2 separate regions of the Mus musculus genome follow, and region 2 is linked to region 1. Evidence: chromatin contacts called from ENCODE Hi-C or POLR2A ChIA-PET data. All regions are on one chromosome and are shown on one strand. The core of a region is the stretch at or near the end of the contact, and the rest is flanking DNA. Distances in the headings are between cores, read along the strand shown. Region 1 holds the start of Snhg16 (small nucleolar RNA host gene 16). Region 2 holds the start of Mxra7 (matrix-remodelling associated 7).

The links. A loop is a pair of places that touch in the nucleus more often than their neighbours do. ChIA-PET counts read pairs that join two places held with the same protein, here RNA polymerase II (POLR2A).
Region 2: POLR2A ChIA-PET joins it to region 1 with 14 read pairs in Patski. The contact joins the promoter of Mxra7 here to the promoter of Snhg16 in region 1. A Hi-C loop is called at or near these places in 1 of 37 maps with a recorded cell type or tissue (T-helper 2 cell). POLR2A ChIA-PET finds 5 or more read pairs at or near these places in 3 of 5 experiments (Patski and embryonic stem cell).

Annotation. Positions count from the first base shown.
Region 1 is chr11:116,668,604-116,674,244 of GRCm38, forward strand. Snhg16 (small nucleolar RNA host gene 16) reads left to right here and starts at 3,057. Exons shown (of 5, transcript NR_027821.1): 1 at 3,057-3,153; 2 at 3,561-3,752; 3 at 4,061-4,135; 4 at 5,335-5,468. It overlaps Snord1c (small nucleolar RNA, C/D box 1C), which reads left to right and starts at 3,902; the gene lies at 3,902-3,979. It overlaps Snord1b (small nucleolar RNA, C/D box 1B), which reads left to right and starts at 5,544; the gene lies at 5,544-5,620.
Region 2 is chr11:116,825,429-116,831,069 of GRCm38, forward strand. Mxra7 (matrix-remodelling associated 7) reads right to left here and starts at 2,618. Exons shown (of 4, transcript NM_026280.3): 1 at 2,301-2,618. The coding sequence starts at 2,570.

The sequences.
Region 1 (5,641 bases), core at 1,807-4,306:
CCACTGTACACACGGCTCAGCTGCACCGGATCTCAGCCGCACGGGGCACAAGTGAGATCACAGTAGCATTAGCACTTCATTCTGAGCAGCTCTGACCTTGGCTGCTCATTCAGGGATTCTGATGCGGCCTTTGAGGCTTTTCCAGTTATTTCTGGACTGCCCACACACACAGTCGTACCTCGGGCCTGCTCAGGCACAAGGCCTTTGGAGTTTGCTCCAGCCTCTTGGGCGGCCACTGCCCAGCTGCTGGTGGTACTCTTACTGGCCGTGTGTCTGTGGCTGTTCCACGACGTATAACTGAGTTGTGCAGGGGAAAGTGTGCCCTTCCAGGTGTGAAACCCACACAGAGACCTACAGGCAGAATAGTGGCCTCTCTGCACACTGAGTGGCAATTAGCCTGGAGCCCTGAGACAGCAGGAGATCCCAAAGCCAGACACCAAAAGGCTCCTACAGAGTCTCCTCCTCCACTCTGCCACCGCGTGGCTCAAACCAACAAAGCAGGTGGCCAGCATCCTTGTGTCAATGTTACTTTATTAGCCTCCAACCACCTCTGGAAAGACAGAAAAATGCAGCTGGGGACATCGCTCAATTGGTAAAGCACCTGCTGCCCAAGAAGGGGACACGAGGCCAGATCCCTGGTGCTCACTAAGAAGCCAGGTGAGGGGCTAGAGAGATAGCTCAGTGGCTGAGAGCGTTTGCTCTTCTACGGGGCTCAGGTCCTAGTCACAGAAACCAAATGGCACCTTACAACTGTGACTCTAGTCCCAGGGGTAATCTGACACCCTCTTCTGGCCCCCGTGGGCACCAGGCACACACGTGGTGCACAGACTGTACACGCAGGCGACCCCCACGCCAACACACTGCATAAGTAAACAGAGCAGCAGCAGAAGGTGGGAACAGTGTCTGTTGTCTGAGCTCTGGGAAAGTGGAGACACAGGGGATCCCTGGAGCTCACTGGTCAGTCTGTCTGGCCAATCCACAAGCTCTAGGGTTAGTGAGAGACTTGGACTTCACACCTAAAGTGGAGAGTGACTGAGAAAGGCACCCAAAGTTGATGTCTGACCTCTACATGCACCCACCTACTCTCATACATGTGCACCTGCATACATGTTCATACCCACACGTCAATTTTTAAAGACACAAATCCTCCTCCGCCCTACTTGTCCCCCTGGAAGAAAAGCTCTTATGTAGTAGGTCAACTCGCTCAGCGCATTAGCAACCGAATGATAAAAGCATAAACTCTGCGGGCTGAGATCAAACCAAGTCAGGCACCACTGAGGCTTTAACCAGCCCCTCCCCTCCCCTCTTGACACGTGTCTTCTCATCTGCCAGATGGGATAGTCCCAGGGCTTCATAGATAGCGAGGGTTAAAGAACCTGAGACAGTGAGCAGCCACCTAGCGAATCCAATTCGTCATGTGCTAACTACCATTATTATCTTGTCTGCCGAAGGTCACGTGCCCACGAGTTTCACAAGCGGCTTTGGGCAAATTCTTGAGAATTCCCCCTGCAAGTCTCACATGAAAGAACTTAATGTGCCGAGAGAAAATGCATCCTTCCTGTCAGAACTCAACAAAATAGTCTGTCTTCAAGGGTAAGATAGAAAATTCAAGGGCCTGTGTTCTTGCTGAATACATTATTGATTATCTCCTTGGGACATTCTGTGAGAAAGACACAGCCCAACACTAAGCCCAGCACTATGAGGGAATAAAAAAAATATTAAGAGAGTTCCCTCCCCCCAAAAGGACTCACAATTAAATTAAAGGAGAGAAATATACACGGATATGGTCATTAAGAGTGAGTAACAGATTTCCACATTAAAAAGATGATACAGGCTAAATGCTACAGAGTTCCATTTGAGGAGGACTGGAGGACCGGGCGAGGGTTGTGAATAAAAGGCTCTAGATCTTGTAAATTTAAACTAGCTTGTAAATAGGTATAAGTTCTGGCCCTGCCTTGCCATTTTGTCCTATTTAAAAATGAAGTCAAGATGCCCCATGCAAAATGATACTCTAAACGAACGAGGCAGGATCGAAAGACATGGAAAACACGCCCACGATAGAGGAAGAGGGTCCCTCATTCAGGAATCCTGTCAAGTCTCTTGCCAACAGAGAAACAAGAATTCTGGCATAATTACCAACTGCTGAAGGCCCTTTTGCCCTTCCCAGATATTAAACTACAATTTTTCAGCGACCCTCACCAATTACACCACCCCCACCCCCATGCAACCCCTAGCGACTTGTGCCTACAGTTCCATCCAACGCTTCTCTGGGGCCAGCACACTTATTTCACTTACCAAGATAGCAAGAAAGTGGGGAGGGGGTGTCTCCTAGCAACCTTTTAAGATGTAACTCACGAGCTACTAGAATTATACATGGCTAACACAATCAATTGCAACTCTCCTTGAGCCAGTTCCCACCCTGGGTATGCATTCTTCTTGAGCGCTTCTCTTTCTCCTAATCCTCACACTAAACCCCTCTATTAAAATGGTTTTTATCTCCAACTTATACCGGCTAGTCCTCAGCGCCGATTTCATTGTATCTTCCCTGTGAGAACAGTGCCACAGGCAGGCGAATACCTGGGGCTGCTGCTGCTGCTACTGACGGTCGCCCCTGCAGCTCTCGAGTGCCCCCTGCCGCCGGAACCCGCTCTCGCCCCCATCTTAAAAGCTTCTGCCCATTCCCTGGGACTCTCCCTGGACTTCACTAAGGAACTAAGCCAAGTGACATTTCTCCACCCCAGATAAAAATCTGCAGCACAATTAACGAGCCTCAGTTTCCTCAACGGTCCCTGAACCCTCGAACATTCTCCACCTCCCCAGACTTAGCGGGGGACCGCCGAAGTTCACAGTCCAAGCTCCTTACCCCGAACCCTCTGCTGCCCCTGGTGGCTGCCACCATCTTACCCCTTTCTCTTCACTCAATGTGAGGTGAGACGACCCATTCTTGGCAACGGTAGATTTAGAACTACATTTCCCATCAAACCATTCTCGACATCGCGAGAGTTCCGGCGAGACTTGCGGAGGGGAGGGAAAACGGGAAGACTGCGCGCAAGCGCGATCTCGTCCTTTCCGAGGTCCTCTGCCGCGTGTTTGGAAGTTATGGCCGCGCGGGTCTGTGGTGTTCTCCCTGAAAGGCCTAAGCTTTGGGTGATGGTAAGTTGTGGAAAAGGGAAGATGAGGTTTTTCCTACACATACCGTCGACACGCTTGCTCTCTCCGGAGGTGACGTGTCGACGATCAGCCCTTTCCTTTGCTATTGTGGGCCTTAGGAGGTCTGAGATGCTGTCTAAGGAAATGCTCCCCAGACTGCGAGACGTTTGATGCGGACGGGATGAAGCCCTTTTTGGTCTTCGATCTCCCTTCTCTTGGGGCGGGGAGCGGTCTTCTCTCTGTGACCCAAAGCCAGCCATGTGCTCAGCTCTGTCTTCCCTGGGGTCTCCATTGAGGGTGGTGGCCTTAAGTGAACACGAGTGACTCCTGCTAACTACAGATTGTCATGAACGGGATTGAAAACTGAAAGCCGTTAGCTCTAACGCGGCATAACTTCTCCTTCCCCGAAGGCATTGCCTTTTGGCACTCGGGAGACAAGATGCAGGTTCCGTCTCAGAAGTAATGGCTGGATCCCTGAAAGCCAACGGGCTCGGTGTGGTCCACCCGTCAGAAGGCATAGGTAGATGGTGGGCATCTGCCTCAGACATAGTTCTCAAGTTCAGCCAGAAGAATGCGCGTTGAGCCCTCTGCAGCCCGTGTCGGTAAGGGTTCCAAACAAGTCCAGAAGAGGGTCTGTGCCGGTGTAATTTGGGGCTATAGAGTGTCGTTCTGCAACTCAACGTGGTTGCCAGAACCGGATTTCCAAAAATGAGTTGGGTTGGCACTGGGGGGTTTGGGGGGCCTCTTGCTGGTTGAGCTGAGGATGATTTAAGTTATCCCTGTCTGAAATGACACTTTTGTGAAGAGTCATGGTTTACTGAGGCTCGACGTTTTGAGGTCTGTTTTGAGAATGACCACAGTAAGGTTGCTTCTGTTAGAATGAAGTGGGATCTCTTTATTACTCCTTCAGACGGAGGTGTTGTCTCCAGGAAGCATCATGGAAAGGCGTGGTGGTGCACAAGGGCCTTCAGGATGCCTGCGCCTGGTAAGAGCTTCATAGAGTCGCAGGGGTTGTGGTAGCTGGGAAGGGTTGGTTGTTAGGTTTGGGGTGGGGGTGGGGTTAGAGGTTGTTGGGGATTGATTGTCCAGAGGAGGGCGTGGTCCTCCTTACTCAGCACTCTCACAAGCTGCATTTAACATTGGTGAATACAAAATTGTTCCTCACTCAACTGCTAAGTAAACTGACGTTCAGTGAGTGGGTTCTGTTTCTTTTGTATATGCGTGTGCCACTGCATCTATGTGTCTGGTTGACTTGAGTGAGTTTGGTTTCCCCTTTAGCCACCAAGCTGTTTTTTGGCCTAGAAATTGGGTTAAGTAAAGATTTGGGCCTGCTACCTGGGAGTAGCACAGAGCCTTGTCTTCTGTAACACAGAATCACTGGCTTCCAAACCTGGATATCTCTCAGAACACGTAAAAAGTGTTAAAATACACACATTTCCACCCAGGTCAGTGGATGAGACGGGTATGGAGTGGAATTAAGAGTCCTCGAGGTTTGAGCAGGCATGGAGAAACGGTTTGATGACCATTCTCACAGCAAGACCAGAGCACTGGCTATGTTTAAGCACCTCCTGAGATAGGTTTTTTTAATCCTCAGTCTTAACAGACAGCCATATGCTTTTGTACATGTGGGTGGGGAAAGGAGACACTCCTTTGTATAGTGTCACCTCTTAGTGGCAGGTGTGGTAATGGCTGCCCTTCAGTAGGGTCGCTGTAGTGGGTGACCTGTACCATTTTAGGGATTTCACTGATAGTCTACAAAGACTTGCCAAAGACTCTGGCTCAGCTGTAAGGCAGATGCTGCTGGAAGTGACCTTTTTCCAGAGTCTTCCCTTGTAACCTGGATTGGCCTTGCATTTGTTGTGGAACAGGGGTTGGGTTCAAACTCATAATTCTGTCTTGGCTTCCTTCCTGTGAGTCACCTTGTCTTTAAGAGGACAGGAGTGATTAGAGAAATGGCTTAGTGGTTAAGAACATTTGCTGAATCTTTTTTAAAAACTTGTAAAAAGTTCTCGTGCACAAAGGCTGACCTGCTGTGGGAGCTGAGTCCATGATGATATAAAGCTATCTGTCTGGAGGCCTTTCTGTGTGGAGTGTGGATGCCTGAAACTCAGCCTTCCGGGCTTGCCTGGAAGACTCCATGTGAGTTTTTTAGAGTTAACCTTGTGTGTGTTTCCTTACTGATAGGTGACGGCTGCGCCTCAGGTTCTGGGCCTGACTCGGAAGGGTGCCTGTGAGCAGAAGAGCTGGCACGCGCAGCTCAGTGGACCATCAGTGCCAACCCGTCCTGTACCCTGGCTGAGGGGTGTGCTAAGTGGCAGGCAAGTTTCAGCAGGATTTTTTCGTTTCTTCGCTAGGTTTGTAGCTCTCTTGTGACAGACAAGCGATTGTCACTGGTTGAGCTGAGGATGATTTAAGTTATCCCTGTCTGAAATGACACTTTCTGAAGAGTCATGGTTTACTGAGGCTCGACTTTTAAGACCTATTTTGAGAA
Region 2 (5,641 bases), core at 1,368-3,867, 160 kb after region 1:
ATCTCCAGCGGCAGCTGAAGGCTGCCTCCCTGACCCTTTTTAATAATCAGCTTTGTGAGTCAGAGGCTGCAGCTGCCCCAGACTGGCCAGCCCTCACTGGGACAGGAGCAGACTGGGTTCGGAAGGAAGCTGACAGAAAATGAAAAGGAGACTGGGGTTGGGGGGTGGGGGGGTGGTGAAGCCTCTCAGGCTTCTAAACTAACAGCAGGTAGGGTGGTCCTTGATCTTTCACTTGGGGACCACAAAGCAGGCCTTCTCTGAGGGCATCGTCCAGTTGCAGCTTCCTGTCCCAACTGCAGTTATCTTCCCCCCCGGGGAGCAGTCTTCCTTCCTCTCCCCGGGCAGTAGGATCATCATCGGAAGAAAGCGCTGGGAACACTTGAAAATGCCTGAGTCTATTTCTAGACAATTTCTAAGCAGCGACTTCTAGCACTGAACCCACTACGGAAAGAGTGGGGGAGACACAAAGGCACCTGTAAGTCTCGGGCCCTCACCCGGTACTGGAGTAGAGGGAGTTGACGCATGCCCATAAGAGATGCTCCTGATTTCCAAATGTTGAAACTGCCATCCTGTTGGGTGGATTCCCTCACTACAGCCTGGCTGCCATCTTGAACTCCCTGTGTGGTACCTTGTCCTTCAAAGCATCCTGTAATCCTAGGGTTTGGTTTTGTTCTTTGGGGATGGGGGGGGGGGCGTGTCTCATTATGTAGACCAAGCTGGACTGGAACTCACAGAGATCCGTTCCTCTCTGTCTCCCGAGTGCTTAGAATAAAGGCAGAATCTCCAGGCTCACTCAGCTTAAACCACAGGCTTTGGGAAGCTGAGGCAGGAGGATTCTGAGTTGGAGGTCAGCCTTGAATACATAGTGGGTTCCAGGTCAGCCTAAGCTACATGTCAAGAAGTCAAGAATCTGTCTCAGTCAAGCAACCAACCAAAACCAGAAAAGGACCCGTTGGAGGATGCGTGTGAAGAACACCTCGGAGAAAATCCAGTAGGAAACTGCTCTACTCCAGAGGATAAAGTCAGGACTGTGCCCTGCTTAAAGACACCTTGGACTTTGATCTTGAATCTGCTGCTGCGAAATAGGAAATAGGCGAACCATTTGAAACAGGGCTGATGGGGACAACCAGGGAGAGCCTGAGAGAAATCCCAAATCCACCTGGCCCTCACTCCAGGACTGTGAGCTCCCAGCAGCCTTCCATTCTCTCTGGGCTGAACACAATAGTTCTCCTATTCAGGGCTAGTTAGAAGCCACTCTAATGACACAATTAGTCACCCACTTGTCAAGCAAAGAGCCTGCTAGTAGGGAGTCTGGCAGACTCAGCAGAGAAAGGCCTGAGCCCAGTCTCATTGCCGCCTCTCCTGTCCCAAGAGCTTCACTCCAGGGTAAACCATTGTATCCAGCAAGGGAAGGAGGCGGCTGCAGAGAGCCAACAGCTTGCCCACGGCGGCTAGCCCACGGCTTGCCCACAGCTTCCACTATGCTAGCCCACGGCTTCCTAACCATCCTGCCACCCAAGAACAAAGTATTGAAATCTGACCAGAGACCAGAGCATGTGGCCTGGCCTGGCACTGTGACATCCCAGTATCCCGGGCAAGCACGGATCCAATCTGCAAAGATGCATCTCAGAGACTGAACGCGTGAGGGGTACCCTGAAGACTGGTCAGCTGATAGCTCCTAGGAGGTGGGCAAGGTAGTTTGGGGGTATCAACTGCGATGGTCAGGGCCTCCTCTTGCACCTTTTGTTTCATATAAGCTGGGCTCATCCCAACGCAGGGGGTGGGGGGGTGAGGAGGTGTCAACGCCTACAAGCAGTTTGAAAGCTACAATACCATGGTCCCAGTAAGTGCCTTCCTCAGTCCCGTCCTTCCAGCCTCACAAAACGCCCACACTGACTCTGGAATCTGGATTCGAGTTGACCTAAAAGACAGGCAACTTCTCTTCTTGCACATCCCACCCCAAAGTACTGTGTTGTCAAGAGAGAGCTCACTTTAATTCAGACCTTGAAGTAGGACACGTGTTTGTGGATTTAGGCAAGGGTGGGCAGAAGCCAGGCAAGAGGAGGGTGCTGCAGGGCAGAGTGTCAAGGGCCTTGAAAGGCCCGGGACGGCCAGGACGGGGAGGAAGGGAGGACAGCTCCAAAGCAAGGCACTTGGAGGCACTTTGGGGGAGGATGGAGCGTCCCAGCCCCAGGAACCCTCCTTTCCTGCCGGCCACTAGCTCGGCCCTTCCTGGGCAGGTCCAGCCAGCAGGCTCGTAGGCGCCCTCCCGGGGACCCCACGGCGATCTCGGAGCGTACCTGCCTCCCCTCGGCCGCTGGCTCCTCCGCCTCGGACTCCTCCGGCTCCGCCACGCGCTCGGACTGGCTCGGTCCCTCCGGTGCAGGCTCCGGGGCGCAAGACTCTGGAGGTTCAGGCGGCGCAGGAGCCCCGGGGGCCTCGTCCGAGGCGGTGCTCTCCGGGGCCGGGACCCGGGCCGCCCCACGCCGCAGCAGCAGCCAGGCGAGCAGCAGCGCCAGCGCCGTGACCAGCGCGGGTAGCGCGGCCAGCAGCTCGACCGGCGACTCCATCGCGCCGTGGCCGCCGAGTGGCCGCCAGCCCGGACCCCGAGGGAACCCGCCGCGCCCCGCCGCCAGGCCACGCCCAGGGGCGGAGTTTCGTCAAGCCCACGCCCCTCGCGCCCTGGAGTGATTCGGAGTTCGGACCTTGGGAGGCGCTGAAAAGCTCGCTCTGGGGCACCATCTCAGCTCAGGCTTCAGTGCATTTCTGCCCTACAGAAGTTCATTTAGAGATGGTAGTGCAAACAGAAGAGAGCATCAGATTTCGTTACGGATGGTTGTGAGCCACCATGTGGTTGCTGGGATTGGAACTCAGGACCTATGGAAGCGCTCTTAACCGCTGAGCCATCTCACCAGCCCTTCCAAAGAACTCTTAAGTTTCTACTAGGGACATGGTGGCTCTTGCCTTTGATAACAAATCCCAGAACTCCAGAGGCAGAGACGGATGGGTCTATGTGCGTTCAAATACAGCCTGCTTTACACAAGCAAGCCCCAGGCTGTCTAGACTGCCTATGAGACATGGCGGAAAGAGATGAGAGGTTGGCAGCATGGCCCGCAGTTGCAGCATTCACAAGTTTCCGTTAACCACCACTGAGAAGAGACACATCCCCTCCAGCCCAGAGGCTGTGGGGATAGGATTGGGCTCTTCCTGCTGCTGGCTGGAGCTCACAGCTGTGAAGATGGTGTTAAGAAGGCTGGTTTTGTTTTTCTGTATCTTTCCCACTGCTCTCTCTATTGGTTAAAGTGTAAAACACACTGTAGCAACTGTCTACCTCCCTAGCACACCCCATCCGCCTTTTAGTTACTTTGAATAAATACAGGGCAAAGTTTGTCAGAAACAAAGAACAACAGAAAGCAACTGGGCTTAACAGGTGCCTGTAACCCCAGCATTCAGGAGGTGGAGGTAGAATTCATTCAAAGCCTGTCAGGGTTACATAGTGAGTCCCGTTTCAGCCTGAGCTACATGAGACCCTGTCTCAAAAGAACAGAAAGGGGTTGGGCTTCCCAGCTATTTAGAAAGCCCAGTAGACCAACCTGAGCAGTCTCAGCTCACACAACAAAACGGGGCTCCAGCTTTGGCTAGATGCTAGACCAGAGTTGTTTTGTTCTTGACATGTGGCAGAGGGGAAGGAATCCTAAGCCTACCAACATACTTACACATACAATGGTAAGTGCTCTACCACGGTAGGAGCCACATCCTACCAGGGAGAGTGACTATCTTACTGGGAAGAAACAGCACCATCTCACTTGTGAGCTCCAGCCATGACAGGAGGATCCCCTGTCAGCAGCGGGAAGGGCCCAATCCTATAACCACAGCCTCTGGGCTTAAGGGGGGATGTGTCTCCTCTTAGTGGTAGTTGATGAGAAAAACTCAACTATACAAAAAAGGCTTTGTCTCTAGGCTCCTGGCTTCTGACCCCTACAGGCCATGCAACGTATATGAGCCTTATTTTAGTCTAAGACCCTGAGCCCTTCCAGTGCTGGGATTACAGATGTGAGCTACCACACTCTCCTGCTCCCAGGTTCTGTTTCTTAGTTTTATTTACTTTTGAGTGTTTTGCTTTCATTTATGTCTGTGCAACACATGCAATCCTGGTGCCTAAAGAGAACACTGCATTCCCTAGAACTGGAGTTGAGGTACGTACGGTTCTGTGTTCTGTTCCATCTTGCGGCTGGAGTGTGTGAACTCCGCTCGAGCACTAGTCTACATTTCATCCATCCTTACTGACATCAGAGTGCAGGGCTGGTGGGACACAGTCCAAGATGGGGGCCCCAGCCGGGTGAGTAGTGATGCAGGCTGAGGCCAAGGAGTCAGGGGTTTTCAAACTCCCCAGAATCCAGTCACCTCTGGGAACTAGGGGACCACATGGCTGGTGATGAGCCTTGGGCCAGGGGGTTCTCTGTAGCCTCCCCTCCCCCAGCCTTAGGGTTCCCCACTGTTTACACCTGGATGGAGCTTGCCTGCTCAATCTTTCTGCCATACTGCTGGAACGTGCCGCTTTGCTGTTTGGAGCCACAGTGCTCATCCTGCTACTGGATTCCGAGATTATTTGGCGGGAATCGGGCCCCCTCCCCCTTCCTTCATAACTGAGTGTCGGAACAGTAAAATTGAGCTTTGTTCAGAGTGACCTTGACTTGGCTCCGTTCTTTCTTCCGTCCGTCTAGTTCCTCTCTTTCAGCCCGAGTTGCCATCTTAGTTGAACCGTTCATTGTGAGCTGCTGGTCGGCCGCAACAGTTCTCAAACTCTCTGACACCCAGAGGAGGAGGACACATGGGACAGAGAGCACAGCCACCATGAAGTATGTGGGGGGTAGCGGCCCAAGAGGGCTGCAAGTCTGGGTCCAGGGCAGCGAAGATGGAATATAGGATTTAGTCAGTAATAACTTGAGATTATCGGAGAGAGGTGGAGGTTAGGAAGTGGCCCAGCCATTGATCTGTTTTAGGCACATCAAAATATAAAGGCTGAGTGTGTGTCCTCTTAGTGGTAGTTGATGAGAAAAACTCAACTATACAAAAAAGGCTTTGTCTCTAGGCTCCTGGCTTCTGACCCCTACAGGCCATGCAACGTATATGAGCCTTATTTTAGTCTAAGACCCTGAGCCCTTCCAGTGCTGGGATTACAGATGTGAGCTACCACACTCTCCTGCTCATGAACCCTGAACTTTGGGAAGGATAGTGAGAAGCACTGCCGCTGGGTTCAATTTAAGTAATTAATTGGGGCTGGGCAGTGGTGGCGCACGCCTTTAATCCCAGCACTTGGGAGGCAGAGGCAGGCGGATTTCTGAGTTCAAGGCTAGCCTGGTCTACAGAGTGAGTTCCACAGCTAGGGCTACACAGAGAAACCTTGTCTCAAGCCCCCCCCCCCCAAAAAAAAGTAATTAATTGGGTACTGGGTACTACTACAGTGATGAGCTGGGGGTGGGAGTGGGGGATCTCTGGCTTAGCTCAGGGTTGAGTGTCCTGGAACTCAGAGGGGCCTTCTGTGGGATATTCAGGCAGTGTGGCTCCATAAGAAGGCAGCTTCCCTCTATGGCGCTTTTTTTCTTTTTCTTTTTCTTTTTTTTTTACAAGACATGGTTTC